Linked DNA regions of Mus musculus: region 2 is linked to region 1. Evidence: chromatin contacts called from ENCODE POLR2A ChIA-PET data. All regions are on one chromosome and are shown on one strand. Each heading gives the region's core, a stretch centred on a gene start or an enhancer-like site at or near the end of the contact. The rest is flanking DNA. Distances are from core to core; before and after follow the strand shown.

Region 1 (6,206 bases), core at 2,774-5,273:
ACAGACATACATTAAGGCAAAACACGCATGTACACACAAATACAAATAAATCTTTAAAAAAAAAACAAGAAAAAAATATAAAATAACTAATATCTAAAAATCCAGTCAAACTTTGCCAGGCATGTAAAGAATAGTAATCACAACTCATATAATGAGAAGAAAAGCCTACCCAAGATACAAGATACAATTTGCAAAACACATGAAACTCAAGAAGAACAAAGACGAAGTGTGGACACTTTGCCCCTTCTTAGAATTGGGAACAAAACAGCCATGGAAGGAGTTACAGAGACAAAGTTTGGAGCTGAGACAAAAGGATGGACCATCTAGAGACTGCCATACCTGGTGATCGATCCCATAATCAGCTTCCAAACGCTGACACCATTACACACGCTAGCAAGATTTTGCTGAAAGGACCCTGATATAGCTGTCTCTTGTGAGACTACGCCGGGGCCTAGCAAACACAGAAGTGGATGCTCACAGTCAGCTATTGGATGGATCACAGGGCCCCCAATGGAGGAGCTAGAGAAAGTACCCAAGGAGCCAAAGGGGTCTGCAACCCAATAGGTGGAACAATAATATGAACTAACCAGTACCCACCAGACCTCGTGTCTCTAGCTACATATGTATCAGAAGATGGCCTAGTCAGCCATCAGTGGAAAGAGAGGCCCATTGGTCTTGCAAACTTTATACGCCTCAGTACAGGGGAACTCGAGGGCCAAGAAGTGGAAGTGGGTGGGTAGGGGAGTGGGGGGGAGGGTATGGGGGACTTTTGGGGTAGCATTTGAAATGTAAATGAAGAAAATACCTAATTAAAATAAAAAATAAAAATAAAAAAAGAAGAAAAGCCAATCAATACAAATAGACCCAGAAATGACACATATATTTAAAATTAGTGTGTCCATATGCTTATAATCCTAGCACTTGGGAGGCAGAGATGGTAGATCTGTGTGGTTTCAAGACCAGCCTGGTCTACATTAGGGAGTTCCAGGATAGCCAAGACTACGTAGATCCTGCCTCATAAAACCAAATAAATAAAATCAGCAAAGAAAGTAGCAAAAGAGCTATTATATATATTTATAAATATATATAAATGTCCTATTATTTATATTATGTTCATAAACATGTGTTTGGTTACTGTTGTCTACGCTGAAGCCTATGCAGGTGCAGTGACTGTGGGTTCCCTGGTGGAGAGTTCTTCTGCAGGTCAGTAGGTGACACTGAGACTGATGAGGGCAGCAGGTAAGAGCCAGGTGGACAAGGGTGAGCATCAGGAAGGCAGAGTGCTGAGGGAGCAGAAGTAGGACGGGGGAGGGGCTCCTGTAGGCTGGCTATTGAAGATAAGAATAATTCTGGAGAGACTCGAATGAAGGATAGGAAGGAGTGTTAAAATCATCCACCAGCATCTCAGCCAAGTGTGGCCACTTGGGGTTCCTGGTACAAAGTGTTTCTGTGAGTTCACGTATGACAAAAAGAAACAGAGATGAGCTGAAAGGATATGCTGAGAAAGTTGGCAAAAAAGAACCAAGGGGACCCTGGGTTGTTAAGTATAAACATACACACACACACATATATATACACACATACACACATACATACATACACATACACACACACATACACACACACATATATACACTACATACACACACACATATATAATATACACACAAACATACATACACACACATATATATACACATATATACACATACACACATACATACATATATACACACACATACACACACATATATATACACACACACATACACACACACACATACATACACACACATATATAATATACACACATACACTTACATACATACACACACATACACACACATATAATATACACACACATACATACACGCACACATATATATACACATACATACACATACACACACATATATAATATACATACATACATACATACACACATACATACATACATACATACACACATATATTCAAGAAGATAGAGGATAACATGAACATGGCAGAAGTGGAAAATATAAGTCATGAATTTTGAAAAATAGTTTAGATGTCTATGCAGGCATAGGGATACTGCATATGGTTACTCTTACGTTAGAAAGGCAAAATACCCCCTTAAGAGAAAATCTGTTTCTAATCTTTAGCAAATGACAAGTCTCTATGTTAATGAAGTTTTCTGAGTAAAATTAATTTGACTCCAACAATTATTTAAGGAAATTACAAGGTACTGGCACATATATGAAACCATGGTCACTATTGTTGACTGAATTTCTTTTAAGAAATCATTTCAGGGCTAGGAAGATGGCTCAGCATATAAAATGTTTACAGTGTAAGCTAAGAACAGGAATTTGGATCCCCAACACCCAGAAAAAGCCAGGTAGATGTTGTGGCCCACCTTGTTATCCTGGCACTCAGGATATGGAGACAGGGGATCCCAAGGCAAGCTAGCTAACTAGACTTCAGTAAGTAGAGTGGAGAACAAATGAGAAAGTCACCTGACATCACCACTGGCCTGCACACTAATGCATGTGCACTGGCCCTCATGCTCACACAAGGGAAAACATTATCTGACTCTGACACTTGTTCTCTCCTACAAGTTCTTGCTATAGCTATAGAAATCCACATATACATGTGATTTTGATAGATAGATAGATAGATAGATACGTATACATAATACACAATATGTGTGTGTGTGTGTGTGTCACAGATAGGTCTCAATCCACCACCAGTGTGGACAAGGCATACAATGTTCATCCTAGAACTGATGAAAGTTCCATAATGCAGGAGAAACAACTGTCTTACCTATCGAGTCCAAATTCTCAAAACTCTTCAATGGGGCTTCTCTGCTGAGGGTCTTCTGAGCAGGGTGCAGACTCACACATTCCTCTTGAGAAAAATACACATCCAGATCTTCAAATAGCAGTGGTCTCTGAAACAGAAGCACTGTTGTTAGTATAAAAAGCTAGCAGGTCAGTTGAGTGTCCTGGAAGGCTGAAAAGAGCTAAACCCCTCCGCATTCTAAGGCGAAAAGGCTTGGTGTAAAATATTCCTCCCTGGGGGAACTCTATGGCTTGAATAGGGTGGGGGAGAGAGCATAAACATAAATTTTCAAACAGTGGTGTGAGAATCAAGAAGTACACCGTGAGAACGTAGTCTTTCCTGAAAAGATAAGTGAACAATTCTTGGGGAGAGAAATTATTTCGGATTCTCTAAGAAGGGAGGGGAAGGGGGGGGGGACGACACTGGCCAGCCCAGTAAGAATCCTGAGAAATAGTTTTTAGGAGTTTCCTAACATCATTCTTTGCTAGTTTGTGTTTCTTTTTCATCAGTGATTGCTCAGCTACACACACACACACACACATCACGACCACCACCACCTAAAGCTCTAGTTCTCTCCTAAGTTTACTGTTCCTGTAAACCCATAGAGCTTTTGGTGTAAAATTCACCTGGGTTTTAATTATCATTATTCAACAGGTGTGAAGCCCAGGAATCTGCCATTTGGAGACGCATTTCAGCAAGATAACTTTGAGAAATTGTTATAGACCCCTGCTAGGGCTCTCCTCCACCTGATGATTCTGAAATGAGGAAGTCGGTAAGCCAAGAAACGTAAGACAGCTTGGTCAAAGGGCTATCTGAGGAGGCGCCTCAGGACCTGCGCGTCTAACTGCCGCCAGGTCAGGACACCTGTAGGAAAATAGCGACACAATTCACCTGCTCATCCGATGTGGGGAGCGTGGACGCCATCTGGGGAAAGGAAGGGCTCCTTAAGTCCCCACGTTTGGACAACACTTCGAGTGGAGAGTCTCCAACTCCGCTGCCAGGCCTTTCCACTTCGCCCTCAAGCTCCTTTGAGAATCTGAGCTGACGGCTTCTTTCTCCAAAACAGCTCTGAAACAGCCACACTCACCAGCCCCGGAGTACCGACAACCTCGCCCAACCCGGCAGAAGCAGCGTGAAGCCACGCCCAGCCGAGACGCGACAAAGGAGGCGGAGGCCACCACAACACTCCCACGCTCCCATGCTCCCCACGCAGTAGCTGCAGGGAAACCGCCGGAAGCGACCCCCCCCATCCATCCTGCATCCTGATTGGCCAGCGTACTCCCGAGGCGGCGGTCCCTCCTTAATGGACCAATTGAGCAGCTTCCCGAGGACCTGAATCGCACCTGGCAACTGAGAGGCTATTCCTGAGCTTCTACAAGCAGCCGTTTCCGGTTCCTCTGGCTGGGTCTCGGTGGTGAGTGCCCCGCCTGTTGATATGTTCAGTCGGAGCAGTAGAATGGTCCCTGAGGGACACGGTGATTCCGAAAGCAGAGACCGGACCACTCTGGAGTCGATCACGGATGGCGGGAACACACAGACGCTGGGGGGGCCGGAGCTTTCGGTAGGAGGGGGTGAGGTGAATGAGAGGCCCCGAGATCCAGGCTTAGCTTGGGCCCAAGCCCAGTCTCAGATGGATTGTGGGGCTACGGTGTGTAAGAGGTTATCTTTGTGCAATCACAAATTCAGGTCAGGTTAGCCTTGTTGCTCGTGTCCGTTCCCGAAGTATTCTAGGGACATGAACCATTGTACCCGACAGGTGTAGTCCAACCAAATGATTGGGGCCCATAGCGGACATCGAGCGGGAATAGACCGCGGATTTCCTTCGCAGGATGTCTGGACCTGCCCTAGTGGCAAATGTTCTTGTAACCAACATTGAGCAGCGAATTGAAGATTCAAAATCATAAAGTCGAGCTCTTTCTAGAACTGTCACTAATTAGATGATCGTGCCAATTTTCCCCCCTTTGGTACTGAGGGTGAAACTACGGTTTCACGCATAGTAGACTTTCTACCACTGAGCTCAGACCCCTATCCTTGTTTTAAACTTTATTTTGAAATGAGGTTGACCCAAGCTAACTCTGAAATCACTGTATAGCCCCAGTAGACCTGCAATTAAGGTCTTGCCTCAGTACCCCTTAGTAGCTAGATCCAAACCCACATCTGGACACCTTTTAACTTTGCTTTCCTCAGCTGCAAAGAGCCCATAGTGCCTCTCTTTGATAATACAGAGGGCAATTTAAACTATTATAAGATGTTAAGTGAAAAGATTCGCCAGATTATGAGAAAGAGTTTGGGGGTCAACAAACAAGATTAGTACCTTGAAAATTCCAAATAAACCCCAGGTCTCTTGTCTCTTTCGTTAGAGATGGAGTCTTACTCTATGCCCTTGGCTGCTCAGAACTTGCTCTGTAGACCAGCCTGGCCTCCAACATCGAACACATCCATTTGCTTCTGCCACCCAAGTGCTGGGATTAGAGATGAGGCCACCCCACCCAGTGCCAACATAATCTGTTATGCTAATGTCAGGTTACTCAGGGATTGGCTGCATGGTTATTAAAACATTTGAGGTGAAGAGTAGTGGGATTTGACAGAATGTCAGGATAGTTTCAACTGCCAACAACAGAATCTAACGAAACAATTAAAGCAGTTGTGTTCATTCTGGGGCTCAGTGGCAGCATACAGGCCCGTGTTTCCTATTAAATATGTTGATAATGCCAATGGAACACAGCTACTGCATGCTAACTTTTTTTGTTTAATGGACCCATCCCAAGTTTTTCAAGAATAAAGATTCATTAGGGTTTGGCCTATCAATGCAAGTGCTCTGTCACTGGGAGAAGAGTCTGACACACTCTAGCCATCTAACTACAAAGTAAAAACTCTGGGTAAAGGAAAAATGCAAGTAGAAAGTCAGTAACATTCTCACAAGGACAAGCTATCCATTATTATCTAAATTGTCTGGGAATGATCACTAAAGACCCCAGGGTAAAAAACCCAAATGCTTCACTGACAGATGAAAAAATGAGAACAAACTTCCCTACAGACCTAGACCACTTCAAAATACTGAAGAAGAGTGGTATGTAATCCTACAGCAAAGGCATGTTCATCTCATCTTGATACAACTCATGATCATCTTTCTCTTGTTTTGTGCTTGCCATTTTTTTTCATAGATGTCTCATTTGAACTAAGAATCTTCTGATAGAGATGTAAGGTTCTGTACTTTGAACCCTGTTTCAGTTATTACAAAAAGATGAGCCAATTCCAGTGTCCAGAACCTAAGCCTAGAGTAACACTTTAGTATCTAACCAGAGAAGAGGTTAGCCCTGAGATGGGTGGAGTCAACATTCCCCTCACCTCTTGTAGTCGTTAACTACCAAGCCCAACAAGTGGACTAA
Region 2 (6,206 bases), core at 1,254-3,753, 130 kb after region 1:
TCTTTTGGGGGGATTCTTCTGAGGCGTGTCTCAGGCGCTCAGGGTCTGCTCTCTTGAACTGCTTCATCCGTTGCAGAACCAGCTCTGAGACTCTGGGTTTGGAGGGACTTGGTACACCAGTTGTCGTGAAACAGGAAGGAAGAGGCTGGGAGTTGCCATTGGGAGCACTCTCTGACAAGGAAGAAAATATTCACAGGTTTTGTTGTATAGCTTAGACTCAAATTTCCAAAAGTTCTTTACTAGTCATGGACCTGTTCATCCACTCACTGCAGCTATGCAAACACACAACGGCAGAAGGCACTGGATGCAGTGCCTGCTGCTGAGCTTGGGGTTCTGCAGGGGGTGACGAATATGCTCTCGAGTTATGTAGTGGTGGTGATGGATTCATAATGCTGAATGTACTAAACACACTCAACTGTATACTTTAAAATTATGTAATGAGCAATATCTCAATAATGTTATTAATAAAGAAATACTAATGACAAGTGTTTATCTCTTCCTAGACCCATGTTTTAACCTGAGATACACCTACAGCCTTCAGTGGAGATCTAGGAGCCCAGGAAGCTACAGGCTAACTGTGCAGGTTTGCATGTGCAAATCACTGAGGCCTTTCACCGGCTGCAGAGAGAGAGACTGAATGGCCAGCATGCCTGGGCAGGGCTGTAGAGTCCTTCAGCAGTCTCCAGGAGGTCAGACTTTAAGACCATCGATGAAAGACTCTGCACCCACACTAGAAATGTTTTTTACAGTAAGGAAGAGAAAGTGAGGAAACAGAAAGCAGGAGCCGGCAGAGCCCATCTTACATGTAAGTCTGGTTTTCAGTTCTGTGTGAAGGGTTAGATGAAGCATATAGATAGCTGAGGAAGCTGTCAGCCCATCCTCTGAGAGCCTCCTCAGTCTGAGCAAACTGGCTGGACCATTCCAATGTACCTACCTTAAAATCAATTCACACATATACTAAAGGTGCCATTATTTCTATGCTGACATGACTACTGTCAACTACATAAACAGTGACAAAAAGCTCATGGAGCACAAAGCTCTAAACACACTCATGGGAGCACACAGAGGACTGGGCAAACTGCTTGTAGGGCTAGGCTTATTTCTGTAAATTAAGTTTCATCAGCACACGGCGGCCCCCATTCACCTCCACATCGTCCTGGGCTGCTTCCTCACCACAGCTGCCATTAGGAAGAGTTGACCCTTTGTATCGAGGGGGGATCAGTTCTCGGTGCCCCTGAAAATTACTACCTATCTACATTTAACTTGTGCATACCTAGTGTACTTTAATTCACCTATATATTAATGTGATATCCAATATAAAGCAAAAGCTATATAAATAGTTGCTACAAGGTGTTGTTAGGGAATGAAAACGAGAAAAAAAGTCTGGACATATTAAGTACAAATTATTTCTTTTATCAAATGTTTACCTTCGGACAGAGTTGGAATCGCATAGATAAAGAGAGTCAATTGTTGTTGCAACATAAACATGTGAACTGTAACAACAACAAAATATTTGCTGTCTGGCCTTTTTGTTTTTGAGATAGGATCTCTCTCTGCATAGCCATGGCTATCCCACACTCAGTATGTAGACACTAAGCTGACACAAACTCCCAGAGATTCCCCTCCTTCTGCCTCCCAAGTGCTAGGACTAGATGTGTGCACCACCACACCCAGCTATCTGCTTTCATAGTAGATTTTCTGAGCCCTGGTTAACAACAGCATTGATCAGTTTGGTTCCTTTCTGGAACCAAATCTGGCAGTGAGTCCTGCCTGGTTACCTGTCTGAATGCTCTGTGCTCTCTCACACAACACTGGCTGATCTGGGGTAGGAGCAAGAACGTCTCCCTTCCCATTCGCAGGGAGAGCTGGGCCCCCTTCTTGAGACTTGGGTGCCCCTTGCTTTGTAGTCCTAGGGGTCTGGCTGCCTAATCGAGGTTTCTTCTCTGAAGGGCCTTGAAGAGCTTTGCTCCTGGCGGCAACTTGGCGGCCTTCTTTCCGTTTGCCTCGGTTCTGAGTGTGGCCAGAGGCCTTCTGCCTCGTCCTCTCTCCTGATGCTTCTTTGGTCCCATTTCTTTTCACCCTTTGGAAAAAGCTGGCACAGAGTTCTTTGAAATCGTCATCTGACTCCTCCATCACTTGACCTGTTTTAAGGTTTCCGGTTTGTCTTTAGGGGAGTGAGGACCGACCTGGAACCATGTCCACAGATGAGGAACTCGTGTGTGAGCCCACTCAGGCCTTCCCACGCCTCTGACCTCACTGCAGCTCAGCAACTCTTCTCTCTGATTTACTCGGAGACTTTGTACTGACCTCCTCTCCATGTGACTTTTATATCTTCCTTCAATTTGGACCCGTAGCTAAATAAGTTGTTTAAAAACTTCACAAGTGAGAGAGCATTTTGTTGTCCAACAGCTGCCTCTGAGATAGAACACATGTGAACTCTGTGATCAGGTGATTCTCCAAGATCTCCACAGTGATAAAGGGCGTAGGTTCATCTAATTTTATATCTGTGGAAAACCAAAAGCATCTAAGTATAATTAGACAGCTACTGCCATTTTATGTCATTTTTTCCCACGGTGTACAAGAGGATGTCAGGTATGAGGAAAGTCTCCAAATACAGTCTGGTTACAAGTACACTTGTTCCACAGGATGTCCCAGTGCAGAGCACATCACACACAAGACATATCACACACCACATAAGCACGCACACACGTGGTTTTTACTGAAATTGGAGAAAAATATGAAGAGCAGCTGCCACACAGATATATGCTCCCCAAATACAGGGAGCTTATCTCGAGTGGCCTCAGGACTCCAGCTGTCACCTGATCAGCTTATGGGACAGTCAGCAGATGCTGCAAAATGATTGAAATAAGGAGAAAAAGGATATATATATCCTTGTACATTCAGGAGACAGAAAGGCCACCTTTTTTCTATTCTGAGTCCATAAGAGCTCTCTAAGCTGCCTGCAGAGAAAGGCTGGCTCTTACAGGCATGAATGTTTATTAGGGCAAACAGTATATTCTAGTTCAAAATCAAAACTGAATAATCTGGGTCTGGGGAAACAGCTTGGTGAGTAAGGGTAAGTGTGCTTACTGAAAAGGACAGGAACCTGAGTTTAGATAGCCAGCACCCATGTTTAAAAAAAAAACAAAACCAGGTGTGGAGGCACTATTGTAGCCCCAGTGCTGAGGATGGGAGGGGAGATAGAGACAGGAGTATTGTTGAACCTTGAAGGTTGGCCAGACTACTTGAAAATTTGCAAGCTCCTGAGAGACCCTGTCTCAAGAAAGCCAACAGTGATAAAATAGTATACCCAACATTCTCATCTGGCTAACAGATGAGAATACACACACACACACACTCTCACACCTCCCTATATAACCCAATGACAGAAATCTATTCATTCCAAATACATAGTGCAATAATCTTATAGACGTCTCCCCTACTCCTTCACATGGGCTCTTTCCCCCACCTCACTCCATGTTGTCACACATGGTTGCCACAGTGACACCTGTCACAGCTTATAATCATTTGCAGGGCATAACATTCATTGAAAGCTTATATGCCCAATGCTATGCTAATTGCTTTTCAAATCTTTAGCCCATTTAATCCTTACAGCAATACTATATAATACAATCTACTGTCAGCTTTTCCTTATGGTGAGGAATCAGCCACAAGCAGTGTAAGGAACCGTTCTGAAGTAGCAGGGCAGTGTGGCTCCAGGGTATCAGAGCCTATGTTTCTACTCACTCAATTATCTGTTAGTGAAGTTCAGCATATCAGTTAGATAGACATTTATTTACCTTGTATTTTCTTTGGGCTATCTGGTACCCAACTTATAACAAATGCTAGGCAACGATCTGTTGAATTCATAAACTGCAAAGAGTTTGATACAGGGGGAAGACAGTGAAGAGAAATGGTAGCAAGGAGAGGCCTGCAGTGACAGAGAGGTCAATTCAGTTCTCAGGGACCTGGAACGTTAGGCAAAAACAAACTGAATTTGATTGTGCTAGATGTGCAAATCTCTACGACACATTAGCGTTGAGTCCCCACATCTCTCCTGACAATCAAGTCATAAGTCTGTCCTCTCTGGGAGGTGCTCCACCAATATCTGCTGAACGACATAACGGATTCCACCAGGCTGCCAGCTTCCAGGTAGGGGAATCCTGCCTCCTCAGCATCCTACCTGCCTACCAGCTCCTAGCAGGAATTAAGGGAATGAATGGATTCGGGCAGGGTGGACCCTCCCGCCTACCCTTACGGGTGACCCACGGAAAAGGACTGGGCCTGCCTTGGGAAACGTCCTGACGGCCCTAAAACCAGACAGAAGGTTCTGATCGCTGGGCTGTCCCTACCTCCCTCCCGGCAGGCGCTGCCCCCGTCTACCCGGTGCAGCTCCTGTCACTCCACCGCGGACCGGTCAAGATCGGGCGTCCGGGGAAGGCTGACAAGACAGACGGCTTCAGGCCTCGCAGAAGAGGGGAAACCGCGGGAAGTGACAACCCCCACCACTACTCCCCCGCACCGGGACACTCTAGGCCGATGCCGAGCTCCTCCTACCTCCCGCGCTTCAGCCGCACCTTCTTAACGGAGAACCGCGCGGGGCTGCGCTTGCGCCCTGAGGCTTGCGAGCAGAGAATGACGAGTGCGCAGGCGCATGATCTGCGCGTGCGCAAGACTATGTACGTGGTCCGAGTTGGGGAAGCGGGATGAGGGTCGGCTTCCGGTCTCTCAAAGCAACTACAACGTTTCCGGGCAGTGTGAGGTCACACGAGCTAGCAGTGTAGTCTTGCTGGCTGCGCGGTGATAGCGCTCGCTCCATGAATTCTGTTAAGTGCTGAGGAGCTTCGGGGTGAGGGTACTGATGGTCGCGTTTAATGAAGTGTGGTAACGGGGAGTGGCTCGGCGATTAAGAGCAGTGGCTGCTTGTCCAGAGGTCCTGAGTTCAGTTCCCAGTTCACAACCATCTCTAACTGAGTCCCGTGGGTATCTGATGCCCCCTTCTGGTGTGTAAATGTACATGTAGACATATGCATAAATAAATGAGAAACCGTGTGGTGGCATCCCCTCATGGTATGTGTGTGGAAAAAGCATCAGGCACAGGCTTAGTGCCTGGCTAGTGCAGCCCTAAGGGCGGGAGGCCCCAGTGGGCTCATATTATGGGTTTCAGCGTCACCCGGAGGTCCTAGGTAGTAGCTGACTTCTAATCTCATGTTAAAAGAGCAAGAGGCAACACTCTAATCTAGGAGTCAGGAAGAAAATGACTAGTAAAGAGAGTGAGGACCTTGTACGATGACACAGTTGGGATCTGAGCGTTTGATGAGTCACAGAACACTGGGAACATTTGAAGGAGTAGATCTGGAAAGAAGACCACACTTTTGTATTCTTAGAGATATAAAGTAAGATATTGCTGTGGTTTGGGTTTTTTTTTTTTTTTTAAGCCAAGGATAAATTATAGGATGCAGTATGTTGAGGCCTGCCCACTCTGAGGCATCCCTTCCCCCTGAGGTACGGGTATAGTATATAATATAACAGGTATAATATAGAATAGAGTTTATTTGGGGGCATGGGAGGGGGAATTGAAAAAGGGTAGGTGAGGAGAGGAACAAGGAATCGAGGAGAGAGGCCAGCCAGGAATACATGGAGAAAGAGGGGAGAGGGGGGATAAAGGGATCAGGGAGAGAAGAGAGTCAGAGAGAGAGAAGGGGCAGAGAGATCAAGGAGGGGTTTGGTTTGGTTTGGTTTGGTTTGGTTTTTGGAGACAGGGTTTCTCTGTATAGCCCTGGCTGTCCTGGAACTCATTCTGTAGACCAGGCTGGCCTCAAACTCAGAAATCCACCTGCCTTTCCCTCCCAAGTACTGGGATTAAAGGAGTGTGCCACCACTGCCTGGCCAAACAGTCCCTTTTATAGCAAGCTAGTCCTACCTGGTATTGCCAGGTAACTGTTGGGCAGAGCCTAGAAGGAATGCCAACAATTGTGAAATCCTTTTAAAATATGTTTCGGGGCTGGTGAGATGGCTCAGTGGGTAAGAGCACCCGACTGCTCTTCTGAAGGTCCAGAGTTCAAATCCCAGCAACCACATGGTGGCTCACAACCATCTGTAACAAGATCTGACTCCCTCTTCTGGAGTGTCTGAAGACAGCTACAGTGTACTTACATATAATAATAAGTAAATCTTTTAAAATATATATATATGTTTCAATAGAT

What was found. ChIA-PET counts read pairs that join two places held with the same protein, here RNA polymerase II (POLR2A).
Region 2: POLR2A ChIA-PET joins it to region 1 with 22 read pairs in embryonic stem cell. The contact joins the promoter of Slx4 here to the promoter of Zfp597 in region 1. POLR2A ChIA-PET finds 5 or more read pairs at or near these places in 3 of 5 experiments (Patski and embryonic stem cell).

Annotation. Positions count from the first base shown.
Region 1 is chr16:3,868,351-3,874,556 of GRCm38, forward strand. Zfp597 (zinc finger protein 597) reads right to left here and starts at 4,024. Exons shown (of 3, transcript NM_001033159.2): 1 at 3,709-4,024; 2 at 2,800-2,926. The coding sequence starts at 3,741. It also overlaps a transcript of Zfp174 not described here and a transcript of Naa60 not described here.
Region 2 is chr16:3,999,175-4,005,380 of GRCm38, forward strand. Slx4 (SLX4 structure-specific endonuclease subunit homolog (S. cerevisiae)) reads right to left here and starts at 2,504. Exons shown (of 15, transcript NM_177472.5): 1 at 2,187-2,504; 2 at 1-171. The coding sequence starts at 2,196.